Linked DNA regions of Homo sapiens: region 1 is linked to region 2. A link is a loop called in an ENCODE intact Hi-C map of the cell type or tissue named here. Cell type or tissue: natural killer cell. All regions are shown on one strand. Each heading gives the region's core, and the rest is flanking DNA. Links, peaks and the distances in the headings are about the cores only.

Region 1 (8,346 bases), core at 238-8,237, 210 kb before region 2:
CCCAATTACCCTGATTTGATCATTATTCACTGTATACATGTATCAAAACATCATATGTACCCCATAAATGTGTATAATTATGTTTCAACAAAACATGTTTTTAAAATCCACTTACATTAATTTTTCTCTTGGCTGATTCCCCTTAGTAAAATGTTAAATGATAATGTGACAGTGGGCATCTAACAGAAAGAATTGTTCTTCATTCTGTTATTTTGTTTTCTCTCTGTATACATATATATGCGTGTGTATATAATATATATGTCTACATATACAAGTGTGTGTGTGTCTCTCTATTTTTTTTTTTTTTGAGACAGGGTCTCACTCTTGTTGCACAAGTTGGAGTGCAGTGACGCGATCTCGGCTTGCTGCAACCTCCACTTCACAGGCTCAATCAATCCTCCCAACCTCAGCATCCCAAGTCACTGGGTCCACCAGCTAATTTTTGTATTTTTTGTAGAGCTGGGGTTTCGCCATGTTGCCCAGGGTGGTCTCGAACTCCCGGGCTCAAGTGATCCTCCCACCTCAGCCTCCCAAGTCGCTGGGATCACTGGCTGATTTTTGTATTTTTGTACAGGCAGGGTTTTGCCATGTTGCCCTGACTGTTCTCAAACTCCTGGGCTCAAGGGATACGTCTGCCTTGGCCTCCAACAGTGCTGGGATTACAGGCATGAGCCATTGCAGCCTGCCTATTTTCTACATATTTTTAAACAAAAATATCATTGGTACTGTTTATCCTATTTTTCTCCATGGGTAATTTCTCTGTATCTTTGTTCCAGTGGTTATGTTTATAATTTTATGCAACTTTGTTTTTACAAATAAACATGTAATTTATATCTGTCCTTATTTCTGTATTCAAAATCTATTAGTTCACTGTTATAAGCAATTATAATATTTGCATGCTTTCTATTACTCTGCCCTTTTTCTTTCATTCATCATATTTCAGTTAATGTTTTTCACTATTTTTCCTTGTATTGTTAAATTATGCTGATACTTTTATTTTTTGTCAGCTTTAATTGATATTCTTTGACTTCCAAGTATTAAAGATGAGAAAATTAGTCCACGCCTGTAATCCCAGCAATTTGGGAAGCCAAGGTAGGCGGATCACCTGAGGTCAGGAGTTTGAGACCAGCATGGCCAACATGGTAAAACCCCGTCTCTACTAAAAATACAAAAAAATAAAAATAAATTAGCCAGGTGTGGTGGGGGGTGCCTGTAATCCCCAGCTACTTGGGAGGCAGAGGCAGGAGAATCGCTTGAACCTGGGAAGTGGAGGTTACAGTGAGCCGAGATTACGCCACTGCACTCTAGCCAGGGCAACAGAGAGAGACTTGTCTCAAAAAAAAATAAAATAAAAATAATAAGACAATTGTAAAGACTGGGGAAAAAAAGTGGAGAAAACAGGTAGAAGTGGTATATTTTTAGGGAATATATTTTATTTTTAGGGAATTTTAGTAAACATTTTATATTTATATTTATATATAGTGTCTACATTTTGTTCTTTAGCTCTAATTCCCACATTTTAGTCTTTCTTTTACAGTTAAATCCTTTCAATGCTTGCTGACAGACCTTCTATGATAATTTTCCTGTTTATTTATATCTGATTGGCAGTAGCTCATTTTCTAAGAATGTTTTCAAAAAGTATTTCTTGAGTTCAAAACTGTCTTTATATTTGTTGAGTTCAAAACTGTCTTTAGTATTTAAACTTGAAGACATTTGGGCTAAATTTAAAATATTAAACACTTTCCTTTCTATAAGATCCTGTAGCTGTTACTCCACTGGCAACTGGTACTAAATGTTGATGTGGATAAGACAGACACAAGTCTGACTTTTTCCCCTTCTATTATTGACCTGACTATTCTTTCTTCATGTTTAATGTACAGAAATTTTATGAGGACATGTCTCAGTATTGACAGTTCTAGGTCAACTTTCCCTGGTCCATGGTATGCTCTTTCAATATGTAGATCAAAATTATATTTTAAATTATTATTGAGTCTTATCTTTAAATAATTCATTCTTTTCTACTCTTTTGGTTTTCTTTTGTGTCTTTCTCTGTCTCAGTCTATCTATATACATTCACAAAATTTTATTTCTAATCTTTTTTTTCTTTGGTTTATTTTATTCATTCTTCACATTTTAATCCACAATATTCCTTAAGGTGCTTTCCATGATGTCTAGCCTTTCTTGTGCTCCTTCCAATTTCATATTTGAAATAAATCCTTTTTTCCTAAGTTTGGCCAGCTCATAATTCATCTTCTACTATTGTTTCATGATGTCTTTTCCAGAGTCCTTGCTTTCTGGATTGTAGGTTTTTCCAACAAAGGTGATTGCTTTATTCATTTTTTCTCTTCTCTTTTCTCCCATTCTTTCCCTCTCTCCTTTTCTTTCTTCCTGAAGAAAGTTAAGCATTATATTTTCAGCAAAATTAGAGTTCAGGTTTGACCCTTATACTCTAAAATAGGCAAAAGGGGATGCAAAATTAGAAGGAGCCACATGAAAATACATGAACAGAAGCAGTCTTGGAGAAATTTATCCATGGTAAAGGGCTCTGCAGTGTAGATCCAAGAAAATGATGTCCACAATCTATTCTCTGATCGTACACATAACATACCTTATGTTGCTACAGGTATTGCTTATAATCACAAGTATGGGAACAAAGGTGAGATGAGTTGTCAGCAGAATCTTGCTAGACTCAGCTTTAGAGAAGCATAAAAGACAGGGCTACATAAAGGATCCACAGACAAGCCATCCTCATAGGAAGTATTTTGTTTCTGTTGCAGCGGAGATTACCTTCTTGTGAAGACTTGCAAAATTGCAACAATAATGTGAACCCACCCTTTCCTTGACCCTCCTTCCTAATGCACACGCACCTCTTGAAAATAGGTAGCTAGGTAAAACCATTATATTCTGTCATGAGCAACAGAAGAAGAACAGTAGTAATAACAAAGATAATTCAGGAAAAGAATAAAAAGAATAGCAAAACACACAGACATCAAGCGAGCACTAGAAAAATGTCATCAGAGTGCAAGGGAATGGGTGGAAAATTATTTTTACAGGTTTATTAGCCATTTGCATTTCTTCTCTGATAAACTGCATTTTCAGGTCTTTTATGCAAATAGGCCATCTTTCCCACATTTAATTGTTACAACTCTTTGCATGTTAAGAAAATCAGCATCTTCTTTGTTGCATGTACCAAATATTAGTTCCCAGGTTTCCTTTTAATTTCATTAGTGCCTTTTAATTTCATTTGTGAACTTTCCTAATCATTAAAAATTGTTATGGTAAAAAATTAAAAATTCATTAGTTTACAGCTTTTTTTTTTTTTTTTTGAGATGGAGTCTCGTGATGTTGCCTGGGCTAGAGTGCAATGGCGCGATCTTGGCTCAGTGCAACCTCCACCTCCCAAGTTCAAGCGATTCTCCTGCTTCAGCCTCCTGAGTACCTGGTATTACAGGTGCCTGCCACCACATCTGGCTAATTTTTTTGTATTTCTAGTAGAGACTGGTTTCACTATGTTGGCCAGTCTATTTTACAGCTTTTAAAGAGTTGCTTTTTATTATTTATTTATTTAAGAGATGGGTTCTCACTATGTTGGCCAGGTTGGTCTCGAACTCCTGACCTCAAGTGATCCTCCCACCTCAGCCTACCAAAGTGGTGAGATTACTGGCATGAACCACCACACCTGGCCTAAAGAACTGCTTTTTAAACAAAAAAGTTATTTACCATTGAAGTTACCTCTAAAAAAATCCAATATATGTTCCAAAGATGTTTTAAATTTCTCAAATCACATCAATCCCAAGTGCAAAACTCACTAATAGTTTCTCTTTGTGATTAAAATTAAACCTAAATTTTTAATTCTTTAATATGATCTATAAGCCCCTTACATTTCTGGCCTTGTAATCCCTTCAACCTCATTTCAAACCACTCTTTCTCCCACTTTCTCCATACCAGCAGACTAGATTTCTTGTTGAGCCTCAAGTACAATTGTTTTTGCTGAATCAACAGTCTTTACATTTGCTGTTCCATTCTGCTGCCTAGGTCACTCTTCTAGACATTGCTCACCACTTCCATCAACTTGGAAGTTTCTGCTTGAATATCACTACCTCAGGGAAGGCCTCCCTGACCACTTTATCAAAATAGGACTTCCAATTCCAAACCCAATTACCTTCTATCTATTTACCATGCTTTATTTTTCTCTTTAGAACATATCATATTTTGAAATTATATTATGTAATTATTTACTTGTTTATTGTTTGTCTTCCCTAATAAGGTAGTAAGCTCCATGCAGGCAAGGACTCCATCTCCTTCACTGTTTATGCCAGCTCCTAGTGATAGTGGCAGGAGGCAGTCAAATGCCTAGGCAGATAGAGGCAGGGCCAGTGAAACCCAACCTTCAAGCCAATGACAGTTTAAAGCCTAGCTACAAATCTCAGGTAAATCCAAGGACCGGACTGAGAACTTCTCTTCCTGTTTGGCATGCTTTCCTCCGATTCATCCCTACCCTTCACTTATTTTACATGTACCTACCCTTTCCTAATTTGTTTTCTACACTGTTGTGCCCCTTGAGCCTTTGTTTTAGCCTTTTTTGCATACTCACAAACCAATCAGCACACACTCCCCCAGTCTGAGCCCATAAAAGCCTCAGATCCAGCCACACTGAGAGAGAAACCACCCAACTTCAGGTGGGGGACCACTCTTGCATCCCCTCTCCACTGAGAGCTGTTTCGTCACTTAATAAAATTTTTCTCCACCCTTCTCACCCTTTGATTGTCAGCATAACCTCATTCTTCTTGGATGCAGGACAAGAACTTCGGACCGACTGAACGCGGGTACACAGAAGGCTGTAACACTGTGGCCCTCTGCCAGCAGAGGGCAGCCATCCCATATGACAAGAAGCAGCAGCAAGGCCAAGGCAGCCCTGGAGGTGCAGGCTAGAGCAGGGCAACCGGGCTGACAGAGTTGTTAAGGCGCCTCTGTCTGTCGGGCTGCAGACAATGGGACTAAAAGAGGTCATTAGCATGCTGTAACATCCCCCTCTGGGGCTTCAGGGTCGTGGGTACCCCTGCTTGGGTGTCCCTGTGTTTCCCTCGTCCGGAGACCAGAGCCCACTGTGGGAGTCACTTGCAACACACCTGGTCCAGGAACAAGCCCCATGTGGAGCCCACTCTTGTGCCAGTGCTTGGAATGGCCAGCCAGACCCTGCATTCACTGGCACACACATCTCCTCCTGCCAGGGACTGAGCACGCAGTTGCAGGAGCCGTGGGATCCATGCTGGGGGGCAAGCCAGGCATGGCCTGGTGTGTCAAGTAAACAGGGCATCTCCTGTGGCAAGCCCAGGCCTGAGCAAGGCCTGGGGAGGGGCATCATTGGCCAGAGGTCTCCGGTTGGCAAAGTAATCAAGAAAAATACTGCATCTCTAGAATAATCCCTGGCAGATGGTTGGTACACAACTTTGCTTTATTTTTAAATGAATGAATTAACAAATAAATAAATGGATCATGTTTCCAATGATGAATTTTAAAAAAAGTTTTAAAGCAGCTTTTTAAAAAAGTGCCTTAATAGGTTAAAATAAAGTATACAAAGGCCAACTATTTAGATCAGAAGAACTTCTTTAGAAGTTCTTACATTTAAAGTGTTCCTTAATGATGTGCGAAGTATTTTTAAAAGTCATCAGTATACGTATAATGTCTTTTTTTTTCTGTGTTGAAACCAGATTACATTTCTTTTTTTTTTTTTTTTTGAGATAGAGTCTCGCTCTGTCACCCAGGCTGGAGCGAAGTGGCGTGATATCGGCTCACTGCAAGCTCTGCCTCCTAGGCTCACGCCATTCTCCCGTCTCAGCCTCCCGAGTAGCTGGGACCACAGGCGCCCGCCACCATGCCCAGCTAATTTTTTTTGTAGTTTTAGCAGAGATGGAGTTTCACTGTGTTAGCCAGGGTGGTCTCAATCTCCTGACCTCATGATCTGCCTGCCTGGGGCTCCCAAAGTGCTGGGATTACAGGCATGAGCCACCGCGCCCAGCCCCAGATCACATTTCTGTTCAAAAACAACTTAAGTCTGAATTAGACTTGCTTTTAAGTGCTACATTTTTATAAAAACTGGATTGTATATCTACAAACTCTTTGAGAAAGTACCTCTATTAGATTGCAAAAACCCTGCCTCGGTGTTGCGTAGTTTCTAGTGTGGGCAGACAATAAATATGTAGATTACATATGCATTAGAAAATTTAAATCTTAGGGGGGAAAAAGAAAGCAAGGTAAGGGGGGGACTGCAATTTAAAATAGAATGGTCAGAGTAATTCTTACTGAGGAAGTAACATTTGAGCAAAAGTTTAAAGAAGGTGAGGAAACTATCAATATAGTCAAAATAATGCACTTCAGATTGAGGAGGTAATTTTAAAAGAGGATATGCAAACGATTAAGGAATTTTTCTATCATAAGATAAATGTACAGCTTCCTAAGATGATTATTTTGGAAGACTTAACATTCATTTGGATGGCATGATGTAGTAGTTTAAAAATCAAATCACTTTATTTCTTAGTCATACTTTGTATACCGCATATGATAGTTTCTTTTTGTAGAGAGACACTCATAGGATATATGTTATAGAGAGCTGGGATAATAAAGAAATCCATGACATTTATATTGAAAACAAATCTTTTCTTTTTTTTTTTGAGACAGGGTCTTACTCTGTCACCCAGGCTGGAGTACAGTGGCGCAATCTTGGCTCACTGCAGCCTCAACTTCCTGGGCTTAAGTGATCCTCCCACCTCAGCCACTAGGGTAACTTGGGACCACAGGTATAAGCCACAATGCCAAGCTATTTTTTGTAGAGATGAGGTTTCACCATCATGCCCAGGCTGGTCTCAAACTCTGGCCTCAAGTGATCCATCCACCTCGGCCTCCCAAAGTGGTTAGATTATAGACATGAGCCACCGTGCCTGGCCATCTTTTCCCTTTCAACATATTAGTTTATTCATTTTATTTGTTTATTTATTAAAGGCCACAATTTAAAGAATGACTTAGTATTGAAGTGCTGAAATGTATTAATATGAAAATTACTGTTAAAAGTCTGCCATATTATTTGCCTTTGTGATGGTTAGTTTTCTGCCCCAATTGGATAGGCTAGAGTACCCGGTTATTCAGTTAAACAATACTGGGGTTAATACCTACAATCAGCTGACTTTAGGTAAAGGAGATTATCTTCCACAATCTGAATGAGCCTCATCTACTCAGTTGAAAGGCCTTAAGAGCAAAGCTGAGATATACTTGAAGAAGAAATTTTGCTTCAAGACTGCAGGATCAGCTCCTGCCCGAGAGTTTTCAGCCTGTGGCCTTCCTTACAAATTTAATACTTGCCAGTCCCTTAGTTGCTTAAGCCAATATCTTGAAATAAATTTCTATAAATGTACATATACATGCATAAATACATATATGATATATTCATATATATATAATATACACAGATATATACATATACACATACATACATATACACATACATACATATATATATTCCCCCCTACTGTTTCTCTGGAGAACCCTGAACAATACAATCCTCCTCTTAGACCAGATTAGAAGCTACTCTAGGAAAGTCATCATGTCCTCTTATGATCCCTGTGTTTAATATAGCTCATAGCACGATGCTTTCTTGATGGAATAATTTATAGAAGAATATTTTAATTTCATAGGTAGATGGAATGTACTTTTAACCATTAAGAAGCAGAAGTTATCATATGAACATTTATAAGCTTTTTTCCTTGCCATTTCATTATAAATATTTATAACTTTCATAGAATGAAATCAAAAGATAAGAAAAATGACAATAAAAAATAAAACAAAGTGCTTATATCTAATATATATGATGAACTTACTATGAAAACATGTAAAAATCACTGTAACTCATCTATAGGAGAAAACCTAGACTTATTTATTGTTCTTTATATATTATGATATCATAATATATAAAACCTCACCAAATGCTTTATGTACATTATTTCCTTTACTCCTTGTAACAACCTGAAACAGGTAATTTTTGTATTCCCATTTACAGAGGAAGCCAATGCACAGAGACATTGAGAAACAAAGGTAGAAATTTGGTGGTAGAGTTGTCTTGGGACCATTAGAACTCAGGTAGTTGTGGTGATAAACATGTTGGATCTACAGACACATACGAAGGCAATAAAAAAGATGCAATCTTGATAGACATTAAATTCAAATCAAAACAATTATATTTCCATTTTATGTTTTAGTGAAAAAAAGAGGAAAATGTTAATAGCTATCAAGACTCTGGAGAAAAAATCTGTATTGATTATGGCATTCATAAGTTAGTGTAGCCAGTCATTAAGA
Region 2 (8,346 bases), core at 68-8,067:
GGTATGCTTAGGTTCAGCAAAGTCTGGACAGCCATATACTGAGTGGGGAAACCCAGCAAGGCCTGCCTGTCTGTATAGATTCTTCTTGGCCTCTCTGTGCAGCATTCTTTCCTTCCGGGTATGGAACAGCACCCTTTCTGGAATGGGGATCCTATGACCTACAATCAAACAGAATAGGTCAGATATGTCTTTATAGTTAGTTTTTACACAGAAAGATGAGGGCAGGGAACATTAGAGTAATATATTTAGGTTCTGTGGCTGGCTTTGGGGAAAGGGAGTTCTGGTTTCTGTGGACTACCTTGGGGACGAGGGATGGTAGTTTCAGTGGCTAGCCTCAGGAGAATGAGAGGCCAGAGACAGGAAGTTAGGAGATGGTCAGAGAGAGCTGCTTTGGAGGACTTTATTTTGGAGTATCATTTCCTTAGCCCTAGCAGTATCATACTTACATTTAAGTAAACTCAAGTCTGTAAACGTGGCAAAGGAAAAATTTATTTGAATAGTGGACAGTATTCTATTCATTATTCTTCTCAAATGAACATATACCCTGAAGTAATTGATATTGCAAGAAAGTACAGTTCTGTAATTTATGTGTAGTTTGGGGCTTTTCAAGGAAAATTTGTCTACATGTGCCTTCTCACCCACCAATTTTAGTGCCCTAGTCTTAAATCTTGTGTCCCATATAATGCAACCATCCTTCACAAAAATGATATTTTTGTCAGGGGCAGTACCTCACACTTGTAATCCCAGCTATTTAGGAGGCTGAGTCAGGAGGATTGCTTGAGGCCAGGAGTTCATGACTTCAGTGAGCTATTATCGTGCCACTGCCCTAGTTGACAGAGGGAAGCCCCATCTCTTAAACCAAAAACAAAAAAAAGTTTTCGTTGATTCAAGTGTCTGTCGCCCTTATACTATTTATCCATCCAATTAAACACATTAGCTTGGATTCACAAGCTTAAATCCTGAAGGTAGCCTACTTCCATGTGCTCAGAGAACATAGACTACTGTTGATCACTATAATATTTAAGATGTAGTTATGTCAGTGCCAGTAAGATCATATAATGCATTTCCAAAGCTTCTAAAGGATTTCTAAATACGTTGCAAATTTGTGTTAGTTCTTTTGTTAGCCTATATAATTCAGAAGTAAATGCATTTTAAGACGTATACTTTAAAGAAGTCCTCCAACTAGTATTTCTTTTTTATTCATTCATCAACACTACTGCAGAATTGATACTTTGTATCATTTACAAGGTGTATTCCATGGTTAATAATCAAAACAACTGTAGTAATGTCTTTTTTTCATTTTGTGAGACGGAGTCTTGCTCTGTCTTGCCCTGGTTGGAGTGCAGTGGTGCAATCTCCGCTTACTGCAGCCTCCGCCTCCCCGGTTCAAGCGATTCTCCTGTCTCAGCTTCCCGAGTATCTGGGATTACAGGTACGCACCACGACACCTGGCTAATTTTGTATTTTTAGTAGAGACGGGGTTTCACCATGTTGTCTAGTCTGGTCTCAAACTCCTGAACTCAGGTGATCCACCCGCCTCAGCCTCCCAAAGTGCTGGGATTACAGGTGTGAGCCACCATGCCCGGCCAACTGTAGTAATTTCTAAATGTCTTTCTTTACTGAACATATCATAGTATTAACTCTCTGATTATCCTTCTGGGGGTTGTTTATTTCATAACTATTTACCTCCCATGTTCTTGAAAACAACTTTATTGGCTTATTCATGAATATCAAGGCTCTAATAGGTACTTTATAAAGTAAGTACACTTATTAAAAGATATATATGTATGGGGTGCAGTGGCTCACGCCTGTAATCCCAGCAGCACTTTGGGAGGCTGAGGTGGGCGGATCACCAGGTCAGGAGTTCGAGACCAGCCTGGCCAATATGGTGAAACCCCATCTCTACTAAAAATACAAAAATTAGCCGAGCGTGGTGGCGCATGCCTGTAATCCCAGCTACTCAGGAGGCTGAGGCAGGAGAATCGCTTGAACCCTGGAGGTGGAGGTTGCAGTGAGCTGAGATGGTGCCACTGCACTCCAGCCAGGCGACAGAGTGAAAGTCCAGCTCAAAAAAAAAAAAAAAAGATATATATGTATATACGTTTATATTCATATGTGTGTATATATATGTATGTGTGGTTGTGTGTGTCTGTGTATATATGATTCCAGACATACTGCCATGTACTAGTGAAGATTACTGAAATTCAGAGGTTAGAGAGAACATGGCTTTTCTGGAGAATTGCAAGCCTTTTCAATTATTTAATCAGTTTAAGTACCAAGACATTATAAAATATTTTTCTTCATTTTAATATCAATGAGAAAATATCATGGCATCATATTACTTAACTAAAGGTTATCAAACCTTGGAATCATTTAATCTGAATGTGTCCTTAAGTAAATTGTGTCCTTTTAATATTCACTGGCAACAAATGAGGAGGAAAAAAAGATTTTACAAAACTGTCAGTAATTACCATGGTTTATTCACCTGTGGTCCAAAAGTTGATTTGTGTGGAATTATTCTTCAGCTCTGGAGAACTCAAGGAAACATCTCACCAGAGGCTGTGCCCCAACTTGATATAGATAGCATTTTTGAGCTGATCTCTTTAGGAAGAACTAACAGAGTTTACTTATTTTCTAACTTGGAATATATATCAGTATTGGCCCTTATTTCTCCCCACACTCAACCATTCTTTTAACTCTATTTTAATCTTTACCTCTGTACAAACAATCCAACTGGGGGAGAAAAAAGAATGAAAACTAATTCTGATGGACTGAAAAACAGCTTAAATGTATTTTTCTTGCCTCAGTTTCATCTCAAAGGACAGTAACAAAACATGGAAACCACCTTCAAATTTCTCCTAAAATACCTTTCATTTTACGTTATTTGACTGTTTAGCTAGCAAATCAAGAACATTTTATCGAACTGAAGAGAGGCAAAGTTCTGAAATTTTGTCCATACTTACCTATCTTTGAGAAATGTCAGCCGTGTGAAGTTAGGTCCTAGGTAAACAGTAATAGAATTTGTATTTTAACTTTTTTCTAATAAAGGGAGTGGGGTAGTGGTATTGTTTTCGGTGTTTTCTTCTGCCACCATCTGGAAAGAAAGCAGTATTAAACATCTTTTTAATTTACTAAGAGTTCTTTTCACAAAGTAATGCCCCCATCTGCTGGAGCTGTAAGGTTTTGCCTCAAAGTAAGGGTATTAGAGAAAATAATACATGATCATTTGTGTATTTTTGAATTATATTTTCTAGTCTCATCCACTAATTTTACCAAGGTTTTTGTAGGAGTTGTTAGCCAATTTCATCTTCTCTTGATGTGTTAGTTCTTATTCCAAACTAAGAAAAACTTGATATAAATTAGTGTTCTTGGAAAGTGGTGCATGGTTTTTGTTTCTTGTTGTTGTTGTTCCTATTGTTGTTGTTTTTGAGATGAGTCTCGCCCTATTGCCCTGGTGGGAGTGCAGTGTTGGCGATCTTGGCTCACTGCAACCTCCGCCTCCTGGGTTCAAGCAGTTCTCCTGCCTCAAGTCTCCTGAGTAGCTGGGATTACAGGCACGTGCCACCACACCTGGCTAATTTTTGTATTTTTAGTAGAGATGGAGTTTCACCATGTTGGCCAGGCTCGTCTCAAACTCCTGACCTCAAGTGATCTGCCCACCTCAGTCTCCCAAAGTGCTGGTATAACAGGTGTGAGCCACTGCGCCCAGCCGAAAAGTGGTATGTTTTTATATTTTTAACAAATGGGTATGAGAAAACAAAAAATGCTCAGAACAGTCTGAGCTCTGAGGTATGCAGGCCCAGAGAGATGTGAGTAGTATGGGACTTCAGTTATGCCCCCATACTCCACCCCAACTCCCTACCCCCTGCCACTCTGTAGCCAATGGATAGTTTGTTATTTTAATGTAGATTCTTGGTGAACAACTCAGAGCGTGCCTTTTTATTTTTCTTTTTCTCTTTAAAAATCTACTTGTTACTGCTGCTAATGAGCATATTCAGGGCAACTTGAATTTATGCTCCTTGGTTGCAACCCTCAAGCTTGGCTCAAATGAACTCTCTATGTATGTTATTAATTTTGCCTCAACTTCTTTCCTTTTAGGTCAACACATATAAAACTTACATTATTTACAGAAATATTTGTGAATAGAATAAAAAGTTATGTTTATAAATGTTTTAAGTGTATAGATATGAGAATTTTTATAGGTAACACCTAATTTTTGGCTATAAAATCAGTGTTGGAAACATTTTCAAAATGCCCTATAACACAAATTTCTTCTAAAAAGCAGTTTCTTTCCTACTTTTATTTTAAAATTCCAGATGAAGTAAATCTTTTTTTTTTTTTTGCTTTTTGTTTTTTATTTACTAAGCAGCATGCTGTTGACAGGCAGCCATTTTTCATTCCAGGAAAAAGCTGCAGTTGGAACAGCTGAGATTATTTCACTTACATTTTAAAAATAATAACATCTTTAAATTCAGCAAGTGAGGCTGGGCGTGGTGATTCAGGCCTGTAATCCCAACTGAGGCCAAGGTGGGTGGATCACTTGAGGTCAGGAGTTCGAGACCAGCCTGGCCAACATGGTGAAACCCCCATCTCTACTAAAAATGCAAAAATTAGCCAGGCATGGTGGCACATGCCTGTAATCCCAGCTCCTATCTCCTGAGGCAGGAGAATAGCTTGAACCCAGGAGGCGGAGGTTGCAGTGAGCCAAGATTGCAACCTTGCACTCCCACCAGGGCGACAGAGCGAGATTCTGTCTCAAAAAAAAAAAAAAATTCAGTAAGTCAGCTGGATTCAGTAATGTCTCCAAACTGGATTCATATACCTACATTGTGTATTAATGAGCTGACAGTAAATGAATATGTGATGGTGCCACTCGGAACCCCTTCTTGTTATTGATCTTGAACTCTTCCCTTTCCTTAGGGCGTCTGGGTTGAGTAACATGACTTGACCTGCTGATACAGAGACCAAGTAAAATTTGTCAATGTATATATTAAATATTAGTTAAGTTTAATTTAGCTCTTATTTTTTGGATAGATATTTATAGGTAAACATATTACAATACTTTCTTTTTTTTTTTTTTTTGAGACAGAGTCTCGCTCTGTTGCCCAGGCTGGAGTGCAGTGGCTCTATCTTGGCTCACTGCAAGCTCCGCCTCCCGGGTTCACACCATTCTCCTGCCTAAGCCTCCCAAGTAGCTGGGACTATAGGCGCCGGCCACCACACCTGGCTAATTTTTTGTATTTTTAGTAGAGATGGGGTTTCATCATGTTAGCCAGGATGGTCTCGATCTCCTCACCTCATGATCTGCCCGCCTCGGCCTCCCAAAGTGCTGGGATTACAGGTGGGAGCCACTGTGCCCAGCCTACAATACTTTCTTATTCCAGAGGGTTATTTTGCACCAGCCACCTTACTGACCATTTATATGAAAGATAGGAAAAATTGTTTGTTGTTACCTCTTTGACCTGTGCTTGGACAACTTTGAAACTAAATAAATCGGACATGTTCACACCTGTTTTCTCCTTAAATGCTTTTTTTTGGGTACACAGTGTTACAGCTCCTGGCGTCGTAATTACTAGTAAGATGCTCATAATACTAGAGTACTTTTGATTATCCAGCTGAGGTACATGGTTCTTTTTCTTAAACAATTTGATCCACTAATTCTTATTTTTGTTTTTTACCTTATGGTAGCTGTAGAAAAAATAATTTAAAATATGTTACTTTTTGTGTGTGTGTGTGTGTGTGTATATATATACACACACACACACACATATATATATCTATATATGGAAAGTTCTTGTTCTTTTAAATGACAAATATTATGAAATAGAGCCCATTTTGGTTGAAAAAGTATGTGTGTGTGTAGGCAGGCCACATTTTTAACCTAATAAAAATTATAGGAATTGCTGGACTTTAGATATTTATTAAACCCAAGAGATTTTTTTTTTTTTAAAGATCTCAATCTTAGGTTAAAAAAAGTTTCAAGCTGCTCAAGGTGTTGACCCAGCTACTTAGGAGGCTGAGACGGAAGGATCTCTTGAGCCCAGGAATTCAAATCCAGCTTGTGCAATACAGTGAGACCCTGGGTCTAAAAAAAAAATAGTTTTAAGTTCCTTTTTTACACTTCATGTTTTAAGTTTAGACATTTTCTTTCTACTCTGAAGAATGAAATTAGCAACCGTATGCATTCATGCCACTTTTTTTTCATTTTTTTGTTGAATGATTATTTTCACTGTGTAACGACTTATGTTTCCACCTGCTACTATAATTATTTACCTTTTTTTGGTTTTAGTTTTTTATTTTAGTGGATTCAAAGGTCACTAGTGTGTGTGTGTGTGTGTGTGTGTATGTGTGTGTGTGTCTGTATAAAATTGTGTTTTTAATTATGCTTTAGTTGGCTGGATTTTGTCATTGAGTTCCCCATATCCTCCTGCAACACACACACTCCACACAAGGCTTTATTGGCTCTGTGTACTAAATAAGTTCATTCTTATTTGATAAGGCTATACCTGTTACCTTTATATGTGAGTGACATCTTTGCTAGGTATGAGTCTTGGTCTCTCTCTCAGAACTTTGTAGATATTATGACACCATATTTTAGCATTTTTTTCTCCCTTGTAGGTGTTTTTCAGGCTGAGTCCCAGTGAATTCTTTTTTTTAGGCTTGAAATTTAATAATTGAATTACAGTTTTTATCAGTTTTCTTCTTTTCATATTTGATACATTGATGAGAGTTTAGGAGATTTTATTGATGCAAGTATAGCTTTTAAGAGTGAGGTTAAAGTTAGGAACTATGGAGAACTCCTGTAGAATTTTCTAGGCTTGTTTATTATTAACTTGTCTCTTTGTTTAGTTACTGCTAAAGTATTTCTGTTTAACAGTTTTTTGTTTTGTTTTATTAGAGGAGAAAGATTCTCTGATTCCATTTTTTACCATTTTATCTGCACAATTCCTAATTAAAATTCCAGAGTTTCTGTACGAAACATGTATTCCTTTTTAGCGATGGGAAGAAAGTTTATGATCTTAAAAATAAAGATGTGTACAGAAAAAAATACAAATTGTACACATAGACATTCAAAGAGAAGTGAATTGTTGGTATTGAACATCTGTTATAATAACCGTGTTCTTTCAGAATGTATTCCTCTGCTATGTTTTGTCTCCTAAAGAAAAGCCCAGTGATGATTTTGATGAACTTTCTGATGTTTGCAGGGTTTTTTTTCATGCCAGTTGAGACTAACCAACCTCTGATTGGGAGTCAATAGACCTAACAGCTACTGCTGCTGTTAAGTAAGCTATGTCATCTTGGGCAGGTCATTGTATACCATTGCTAGTCAGCAAGCAGAGAGGTATTTGGTAAATTGACCAAACTTCAAATTTGACATGAAGGACTGTCACCAGGAGTTCATCCAGGTTGCTTCTCCCACAAAGTTTAGGATTATGTTAGTCTAAAAAACAGTGATTAGAACTAACCTAAGATGAGGAGCTTAAGTTAGTTGTGCAAACTAAATGGAGGGCTTTTATGTTCTATTTCTAAGGTAGGAAAACATTTGACATCTGAATGGCTATTGAGCTATATGTAGGAATAAGTTGTTAGTGTCAGCTATTTTCTAATTCTGTCTTTAGATGTTAAGAGAGTTTACTAAGGCTGGGCACGGTGGCTCACGCCTGTAATCCCAGCACCTTGGGAGGCCGAGGCAGGCGGATCACGAGGTCAGGAAATCGAGACTATCCTGGCTAACATGGTGAAACCCCGTCTCTACTAAAAATACAAAAAATTAGCCGGGCATGGTGGCAGGCGCCTGTAGTCCCAGCTACTCAGGAGGCTGAGGGAGGAGAATGGTGTGAACCCGGGAGGTGGAGCTTGCAGTGAGCCGAGATAGCGCCACTGCACTCCAGCCTGGGCAACAGAGCGAGACTCTGTCTCAAAAAAACAAAAAAACAAAAAAAACAGAGAGTTTACTGAATAGTTATCATTATTGTTGGCCAAACAGAGTTAGTCTAAAATACATTATGCAGAATCAGTGTGGTAGACAAAGAGGCTCTGAGTGAGGGTTTGGATCTGAGGAAGGCATCATGAGAAAGAAGAGTTATAAGTACTCATGAAACCTCAAGAGCAGTAAAGGATGTACTTCATAATTTTTAGAATTTATCAACAAGCAACCCTTGGAAAGCATAGGAATGGAGAATTACAATAAATAAGCCACCTCAGTTGAAAAATGGGAGTATGAATATACATGTGATTGAGTCTTGAGATTATTTAGTCATCCTGCTTTAGTTAGCATGTAACTATAAAATTTCAAATACAGATACAGTAAGTAGTGGTCAGTGAATATATTTCAGAATTCATCCC

What was found. Peaks named below come from ENCODE experiments on the same cell type or tissue, not always from the same donor. Only the 100,000 strongest peaks of a DNase experiment are listed, where the experiment ranks them.
Region 1: a loop joins it to region 2, with 20 times the contacts of the local background. A loop is called at or near these places in 24 of 110 quality-filtered maps.

Annotation. Positions count from the first base shown.
Region 1 is chr2:148,198,085-148,206,430 of GRCh38, reverse strand. The region is part of intron 2 of MBD5 (methyl-CpG binding domain protein 5); the gene reads right to left. Among named protein-coding and RNA genes, the nearest start is that of MBD5, 180 kb to the right of the region's middle. In natural killer cell, for the core only: no CTCF peak of the experiment used is centred there; a DNase peak (open chromatin) is centred at 4,870.
Region 2 is chr2:147,984,789-147,993,134 of GRCh38, reverse strand. The region is part of intron 1 of ORC4 (origin recognition complex subunit 4); the gene reads left to right. LOC105373674 (a long non-coding RNA gene) reads right to left here. Exons shown (of 5, transcript XR_007087258.1): 3 at 4,827-4,952; 4 at 2,964-3,094; 5 at 1-158. Among named protein-coding and RNA genes, the nearest start is that of ORC4, 32 kb to the left of the region's middle. In natural killer cell, for the core only: CTCF peaks have their summits at 2,931 and 3,134 (motif pointing left); a DNase peak (open chromatin) is centred at 3,134.